Linked DNA regions of Mus musculus: regions 1 and 2 are each linked to region 3. A link is a contact called in ENCODE POLR2A ChIA-PET data. All regions are on one chromosome and are shown on one strand. The core of a region is the stretch at or near the end of the contact, and the rest is flanking DNA. Distances in the headings are between cores, read along the strand shown. Region 1 holds the start of Esrra (estrogen related receptor, alpha). Region 2 holds the start of Fkbp2 (FK506 binding protein 2). Region 3 holds the start of Sf1 (splicing factor 1).

The links. ChIA-PET counts read pairs that join two places held with the same protein, here RNA polymerase II (POLR2A).
Region 1: POLR2A ChIA-PET joins it to region 3 with 10 read pairs in embryonic stem cell. The contact joins the promoter of Esrra here to the promoter of Sf1 in region 3. POLR2A ChIA-PET finds 5 or more read pairs at or near these places in 3 of 5 experiments (Patski and embryonic stem cell).
Region 2: POLR2A ChIA-PET joins it to region 3 with 11 read pairs in embryonic stem cell. The contact joins the promoter of Fkbp2 here to the promoter of Sf1 in region 3. POLR2A ChIA-PET finds 5 or more read pairs at or near these places in 2 of 5 experiments (Patski and embryonic stem cell).

The regions. Positions count from the first base shown.
Region 1 is chr19:6,920,391-6,923,090 of GRCm38, reverse strand. Esrra (estrogen related receptor, alpha) reads left to right here and starts at 1,283. Exons shown (of 7, transcript NM_007953.2): 1 at 1,283-1,469; 2 at 2,692-2,700. It overlaps Catsperz (cation channel sperm associated auxiliary subunit zeta), which reads left to right. Exons shown (of 5, transcript NM_001039494.2): 5 at 431-665. The coding sequence ends at 540.
Region 2 is chr19:6,979,168-6,981,867 of GRCm38, reverse strand. It overlaps Fkbp2 (FK506 binding protein 2), which reads left to right and starts at 1,404. Exons shown (of 6, transcript NM_001166368.2): 1 at 1,404-1,474. LOC114841036 (Uncharacterized protein LOC114841036) reads left to right here and starts at 1,428. Exons shown (of 6, transcript NM_001370419.1): 1 at 1,428-2,554. The coding sequence starts at 1,618. The coding sequence ends at 2,418.
Region 3 is chr19:6,362,402-6,365,101 of GRCm38, reverse strand. Sf1 (splicing factor 1) reads right to left here and starts at 1,412. Exons shown (of 13, transcript NM_001110791.1): 1 at 984-1,412. The coding sequence starts at 1,014. Gm14966 (predicted gene 14966) reads left to right here and starts at 1,392. Exons shown (of 3, transcript NR_168058.1): 1 at 1,392-1,495.

The DNA of each region.
Region 1 (2,700 bases), core at 34-2,533, 560 kb before region 3:
TAGCAAGTCTGTTTTCTCTGCTTGTTCAGTGGAGTGACAGCCTTTGGGTAGCTTTGCTTCACTCCCAGGTGTGGGAGCTGTGACACATCGGGATTTTTTTTGGGTAAATGTACTGGATATTGGATTATCTGCGTAACCTTCTGCTCATGGTATATGAGCACATAGAGGGAAGAAAGGGCCAGATAACTAGTTAGAGTGAGCGGCTCAGGAGGAGGTTGGGTCTCACTGCCTCTGTTCAGGCTTGCAGCAACTTCTTCAGCCTTCTTCCCCTCCATTCTTCACATCGCACCTAGGAGACCCAAAATTCCCCAAACTAACACAGATCCAAATCCAGCACTAAATGCCACCTCAAATCACCTGTGGTTCCTCAAATGGGGGAAGCCCTTTGCTGCTGTTCATGGCCCTGAGCTCAGCTCTTCCCTCTCCCTAGCATATAGGTCCACGATTGGCAGGAACCACTTCATGACTAAAGAGCTGCAGGGATACATCGAAGGGATCAGGAAGCGCAGGAACAAGAGGCTGTACTTTTTGGATCAGTGAACCTCCAGCTCAAGTGGCCGACGAGACGTCCGCTCCGTGTCCTTTCCGGTCCCTCGAACCCAAGCTCAACCTCATCTGCATGGAATTTGAATCCTAGAGAAATTAAAGAGTCTATGCATGGTCCCAGAGTCAGTGCGTGGCTGCTTGCGTGAGGCGGACGCACGTGGCCCCGCCTTTCCCCGTGACCTTCATTCGGTCACCGCAGTGACCTTGAGTTTTGTCCGCTCGTGTCTCACCTCTGCCTTTGAGGAACTCGCAAACCAGGGCTACTTGCATGTTTTAGGTCTGCTTCTCCACTTGAGGGTCCTCAGGGGTGCTGATCTACCAAATCTGTCAAGTGTCCCATCAACATAATGGGGTGGGGTGGGGAGCAGCACCCTGTTAGGCCCCACCCCTTATGCATATGCAGTTACATAAACCCGCCTTTCATTTACATACACGTTCAACGCCCTCACAGAGTGAGTTCACTGAACAGCTACGCCCACTCTTATAAGGCAGAGCACCGCCCTCCTTCGTGATGCAAGGGTGCTCCGGCTTCTCTCCCGCACCAGTTCCTAGTCTTCGCTCCTCCCCTAGGTTCAGGCCCCGCCCACAGGAGGCCGCGCACGCGTGTGTATCGACAAGGCCTGCCCGCTGTCCTCCGGGTACGCAGGCGCCGCCGCCTCCCTCGGATATTAGCATAGGGCACCTGGCCCCACCCCCTGTTTTGCATGCGCAGGCCGGCCCCGCCTCCGCTGTCAGCTGGAGGAAGCGGAGTAGGAAGCAGCCGCGATGTCCTTTTGTGTCCTACAAGCAGCCAGCGGCGCCGCCGAGTGAGGGGGGACGCAGCGCGGCGGGGCGGTGCGGCCGGAGGAGGCGGCCCCCGCTCACCCCGGCGCTCCGGGCCGCTCGGCCCCCATGCCTGCCCGCCAGCCCTGCCGGAGCCCAAGGTCCGGGGGCGGAGGGGAAGGCGGCCGCGGGGGTGGGCGGGCGCGGCGGGGGCCATGTGCAAGCGCGGGCGGGGGGCGGGCTGCGGGCGGGGTCGCGCCTGGTGCGTCGGCCGGGTCAGGACTGGCTTCAGGTCCTGGCCTCCAGTTAGCCTCGGGCCTTGGAGCGAGTCCCCGGGCAGCGTTCAGATCGATCCTTGAGCATTGCGGGAGTCCTCGGGGTGGGCTGGAATTGAAAGGGTCCCTTGAGGCCACGTGGGGGCGCTTGCAGGGGCTTTGGGCCACCCTCCTCTCTGGGTCATAGGTCATCGTAGCGCGAGGGAGAACTTCTTCCTTGTCGCCTCTTCTTACTTCCTGATAACCTGATAGAAGTCCCCCGCGGGCAATGGGGGGAGGGGAGATTAGTAACTTCAGGCAACTTCCCATAGGTGTGCGCAGGTTAATGGGGGGTGGGGGGCGGCCCTGGAGGTCGCGAGAGGTGGTGAACTCTGCGGTAGCTGGAGTGTAAGAATGAACCTTGCAGGTTTGGGGTGCAAAAGAGGTGGAGCCGCGCCCTGCACGGCGTGGCTGGACTGGGCTTGCTAAAGCTGGAGGGGGTGGCGTGTCAGAGGTGAGAGACTCCCTTACAAGAGTGTGGTGAGGGATTAGAAGACTTGAGTGTGAGTTTGCTTATTGAGTGTGCTCTTTTGCTGGGAGTATGTGAGAACTTGGGACTGGTTAAAGGCCATGTGTGAGTGGAAGGTTCCCAGGAGAGTGTGAGCATGTGTGGACATGTGGAAACTCCTGAGAGAGTGGCCATATCCTTTGCCTCCGCCCCCCTTGGCCCCCCTTAGCCCCCTCCCGGTTCCTCAGTATGCTCTTGAATACTTGAGAGTACCTCCTGGAGTACATCTGGAGAAAACTGAGGAGAGGATCATGCTTATGCTCGGGGTTGAGAGTTGCCTGCAGGTTGAGGTTAGCCTGCTTCCTGGCTTGGGTGGGAGCTAGACTTGCCAAGCCGCTCCCAGGTTCCCAAGAGGAAGACCTGCTGTCAGTTACTGGCCTCAGAGGCTCTGGAGACTCTGTTCCCATGGCGACAGCTGGGGGCCCTCTTCATGGGCAGCCCTTCCTTGGACTCTGCCTCCTCCTTCTCCTTGGCTGAGCCTGGAAGCCTGGCTTAGTCCCAGTGTTGCCCAACCTATGTGGCAGGGTGCCTCCCTGTGACCCTGATGGTCTTTCCCTGCAGGTGACCAGC
Region 2 (2,700 bases), core at 155-2,654, 620 kb before region 3:
AAAGGCATGCGCCACTAATGCCCGACTGGAAAGCCTTTTTAAAGAAACACACCCAGAGTCTTCTCCACCTACAATCCCTGGCATCCCAGGATTCATCAGCTGCTGTTTGAGATTCCTAACCTACTTGGTCCAGGCTCAGTGTCTACCCTTCTCCACTGTCCTGGGTAGTGTGGGAAGGCTAGCGAAGCACCAAGGCTTTGGCCTGCTACAGAACATTCAGGGACAGAAGTAACTGAAAGTAGCCGCCCTAATGAAGGGACTGACACTGAGGTCATGATCTTGGTGGTATCAAAGCAGGAGTAGGGTAAACTAAAGAATTCCTCAAGATGATGATCATCACATAATTACTTACCCATCCATGAGAGTCTCACATAGCCTGCATGACCTTAAACTTCCTGGCTTCATACATGTTTGGCAAATATTACTGATTTACTGCATCTTCAGCCCTGATGCTGCTTTTGAACTTTCTCTTTTAAGAAAATGTCTCCTGTATCCTAGGCTGACTCAGAATTCTTCATGTAGCTGGAATGTCCTTGAATTTCTGATCCCTCTATATCTACCTCTAGAGTGTTGACATTACAGTCATGGGACAGCACACCATTTTTTATCATGTTTAAATAACTTTCTCAGCAGTGATATTGGTGATCATGCTCTGGCTCAGTGAAGGTTAGGATTTGAGAGCTAAACATTCAGAACCCACTAAGCTTCATCAGATATGCAGTATGCTTCTCTTGGGGTCAACATCATGATTATCTTCCATTGGTATCTGAATAAATGGTCTTAGCAGGGCAAACGGCCTAAGACGGGTATGAAATCACTAGACTCCATAGCCTAACTCAGGTTTGGCTTCCTCTAAATTTCAGGATCTTTAGGTTAGAGAATGTGTCTCCTGGGCAGTGAATGATAGACCTGGCCCAGGAGACGTTTGTTCACCCACAGATGAGACTTGACACTGTAGACCACAAGATGAAAGGGGTCCGCATAGCTCAGGGCCATGTGGTATGGGTGTCATAGAGCGCACCACCAAAAGAACGAACTTAGTCAAGGTCACGCAGCCAGCCAAGAAATGAAAGAACTAAGATTCAAATCCGGGTTGTCGCTCCGAACCCCTAGCCTCTTCCCACAACAACTACCCAAAGGCGTGCCGGTCAGGAAGTCAGCACGGTGCCTGCTAGAACCCCTCCAGGCGCGTGCAGTCATACTTGCTTGACCATGTCACCTTGGCTGGAACTGCCTTCTGTCTCTCGGACACAACTTTTGCCAAACTAGACCCGGAATCTGAACCCCGGAAGTGACGTTGTCACGCAGTCACTCAGGAGGCAGGGCCAAATGAGAAGCCCCGCCCATAGATGCAGCAGCGGGTTTTGGACGGTCCAATGAGGGCGGGCAGCGTGTCCCGCCCTGTAGCGACGAAGACGCGCCTGCGCAGAAGTGACAGCACGAGCGGGATTGGCTCCGGGGGCGCGGCGAGGAGGTGAGCGGGGGGCCACAGCCCAGGCTGGGGGATCCGGGTGCAGGAGGGCAACCTGGGGCAGGCCGGCCTGAAGCGGGCCGGAGTCCGCGTGCCAGCCAGGGGCAGCAAACGAAGGAATTGGGGCTGGGGTCCGGCCTCTGGCAATGCCGCAGGGGGCGGGCTCTCACGCCGTACGGGGCGGAGCCCTGGGGCTCGGGGCGGGGCGCGGAACAGCGGTGGGAGGGACAACGGAGCCAGTGCGAGTTGAGGGCGGAACCCAGTGGCCCATAGCTGGAGTAGGAGGCGTGGGGGGCGGGGCTTGGGGTTTAGAGGAGGAGCTGGAGCAGGTGGAAAGTGGAGCCTTTGGCTCGGAGACAGAGGGCGTGAGATCCCAGTCGTTGGAGGTGGGACTTCAGTCAGTGAGTGGCGTGGCCCCTCTGCTGGAGACTAGGTCTAACATTGCGGAGGGTGGAGCTGCAGGTCAGGGGGCGGAGCTTCACGCCGTAAAGGGTGGGGCCAAGGAGCCTTGCGCAGAGCTAAGCTTGAGCTATGGCCGGGGGCGTCCACGCGGGGGCGGTCTCCGTGGTGGCCGCGCCTGGGGTCGCGGTAGACCGAGAACTCCCCCTGGAGAGGTGGTGTGGGTGGAGCGAGCTCGGCGCCCTGCTGACTCTGAGCCAGTTTGGGTTCCCCGGAGGCCCCCAAGAGCTCAGAGTTGGGGAGGTGCCCCTGGTGGAGGAGGCACGGGGCCGGACTGGGGGGTGCCCCCGGAGGACCGGGGCTCCTCAGAGCCACCTAGTGGAGATGTGTGGGTGCCTCGGGGCCGAACACCTGCAGCAGCCGCAGATGTGTGGGTGTGCTGGACAGGGGGCAGCTGGGTGTGGCGGGAGTGGGGTCGTCCAGTCGGGACAAATCCGGTGCAATCAGATAGGGTTTGGACTTTGCGTAAAGGGGCTAGCGGGAACTGAAGAACGGAGATGGGGACTGGGAGGGAGAGAAGGTCAGGTAGTGAGCAAAGGGAGGGGGCACTGGCTGCTGTGGCCTCCCCTGACCCCCTCCCCTCGCTGCTGGGGTCCTCGGTCAAGCCCCCTTCTCACTGGACTGGTAAGTGTGGCTACAGAGCCCAGGGGAGGGGGTGGTGACCCAGGACTGTGGGATTCCCCAGAAACAGGCAAGATATAATGGGGAGTTGGCGTCCTCCTGATACAGACTGAAGACGTCCCATGACTCCACCCCCCAGTTTTTTGGTT
Region 3 (2,700 bases), core at 163-2,662:
GCATTGGAACTCAAGCTACAAGAGTACACAACAAATCTCTTGCTACACATTACTGTGGGAAACATGCCATCCTTCAATATGACCATTCTTACTCGTGGAAAGATCAGTTTTCCTGACCAGTGGACACTTGTCATCAGAACTCTGATTTATTACATTCTTCCCTACATTTACCACACAAGGTTTTCTACTTCTCAGATTACAGGCCCAGAGAAAAAGCCTTTTAAAACAGCACGGGGAAAGCTGGTCACTCTGAGAACCTTCTAGAAAACAAAAGGAGAAAACCTTTAATAAATGATCGAACTCAAGCATCCCTAGTAGCCTTCCGAACTCGCCTCACTGTGAAAGGAGACACTCCTGCCACGGGGCTGCTAAAAACCATCAAGGGAGCCACTCACACCACGTCGTCCCGTGGACCTGACTCTCCTGTCCTCCATAGCAGGAGCTCAGGGGGCAACAGGTGGCTTCTTCCAAAACTACCACAATTGCGCCACAAAGCCTGAACGCCTCACTGCGTCTGCGCGAAGAACGCTTCCTCCCGCCCTTCTGGTTCTCGCGGTGCGCGTGCGCAATCGAAGCCTCCCAAACCAGGCCGCGCGTTCCCCGTGGCGCGTCCGCCCGGGCCTCCCGTGCGCGCGCGCGCGTCCTCGCCGCGTCCAACCGCGGTGGCGTTGCCCCTCCGTCGGCCGGTTCGGTTCGCCCGACGACTCTCGCGCTCTATCGGCCCGACTCACCTCCGCCGCCACCGGGCTGGCCCGGCTGCTGGTCCTGGCGCGGAGGCGACCCTCGCTGAAAAGAGCGGCGGCGGCGCGGGGGCGGCTGCTATGGCGGGTACGAGGCCGGGGGCGGCGGCGGTGACGGCACCGCCGCTAAGGACAAGGCCGTGGTTAGGGCCCCCGGCAGCGGCGTCCCGAGCGCCAATAGGCTGGGCTTGAAGCTGCCTCTGGGCCCAGGAAGTGGGGAAAGGCCTGGTAGGCCCAGCTTACCCAGCGGCGTGGCGTTCGCTCCGGTCGCCATGGCGCCCCAGGGGACCGGCAGCAGCGGTTCCTCGTCCTCCGCGGCGACTTCTCCTTCACGAACCTTCCGGGAGCTGGAGGTGGGGGGGAGGGGACCCGACTACGCGGCTGAAGAGCGCGGGGAGCCCGTCCTCTCACGCGGCGGGCGGCGGCGGCGCCAGACGCACAAAGAGGGAGGAGAAAGGACGCCGCGGGGGCGGGCTCGGGGCGGAGGGGCCGCGGCCTGGATTGGGCCGGCCCGAGGTGAGGTCGGAGGCAGCGGCCTCCGATTGGTGGAGCACTGGCTCTTTTCAATATGGGTCGGGATTGGCCGAACCGTTAGGCCCGGCGACGAAATGGCGGCGGGGCCGGGGGAACTGGGAGGTGTCGCAGCGCGCACTCCTTGTTACTGCGCGGACTGAGGCCAGAGTGGCAGGGGAATAGGAGGGGGCAAAGTCTGTGACGTGAGAGAACGGCTAGCTCATTGGCTGAAACCGATGGAGGTAAGCGCCTCGGCGTCGTAGTGCCACACGATTGGCTGAAACGATTCCCCTCCCCCAGGAGCCAGCCGCTCGAGAATGGAGAAAGCCGGGAGGAGAAGCCGGAACCAAGGCGGAGAGCAGGGGTGCGCATGCGTAGGGAGGGCACGCGTGTCCCCGCCCCCTTCCCCAGAGGGGCGGAACGGAGGCCTTAAGTGACGTTAGTCATTGTGCTAGAGGTAACTAGGGACCGCGGCGAAGGGGCGGGCTCGAGCTGACGAACAGGATACGTCGAAGCTGCAGGTAGAGTAGAGAAAGACTTCCTGTTTTCTCTGAAAAATAGTGTTACGAAATGGCTCAAAACTAGGGTAGTTGGTGGGTGTATTTAAAGACTTTATTTCATTCCGGTACAAGGTAGCCAAGTAGCCTGTCACCCGAGAACTTGAAAGGCTGAGACAGGAGAGCTGACATGAGTTTGGGGCTAACCTGGGGTACAGTATATCTGTCTCAAAAAATCCAGGTTCAATGGCACATACTAACTCTTGTAAAGGAAAAGTCAGGCGCTCCAAGTCCTTCTTGGAGAGGGGAGAGAAAGTCATTTCAAAAGTTAGTCTAAAAGTGTGCACTTCCAGGGAAATCTCAATGCGTTGGAAATTTGTTTCGGGTACCTTAAAATTACCCATAAAAATGGTAGGGAACTTGTAAATGAGACTGAGGCCAAACATTCCTTCCCATGAAATAAACATGAGAGTAATGAAACAGGTTAGCACAACATAATAGAACTGGGGATAGATAGGGTTCTCACAGAGAGGTTATTTAGACCCAGTAGGGGAAACAGTGTTTAATATGTAATTAGAGTGGCTAGAGAAATAGCAGATAAGACCAGGCACTGGCTACTCTTCCAGAGTCCCAGGTTGGATTCCTAGAACCTAAATGGTGACTCACAACCATCCGTAACTTCAGTCCCAGGATATCAGAACCCTCTTCTGGCCTCACAGGCACTGCATATATATGGTGCACAGACTTATATGCAGACAAAACACCCATATACATAAGACTAAGTAATCTTTTAAAATGATGTAGAAAAGTAGACATGTAGACAACAGAAGGTTTGGAGTAATCTAGGAATAAAGAGACTACAAAGATAAGAAACTCAAGTATGGTGGATGGTACAAGTCAACAGACTATGACAGGTAGGGAGGAAATGGCCATAGAACAGAGAAAGAGCA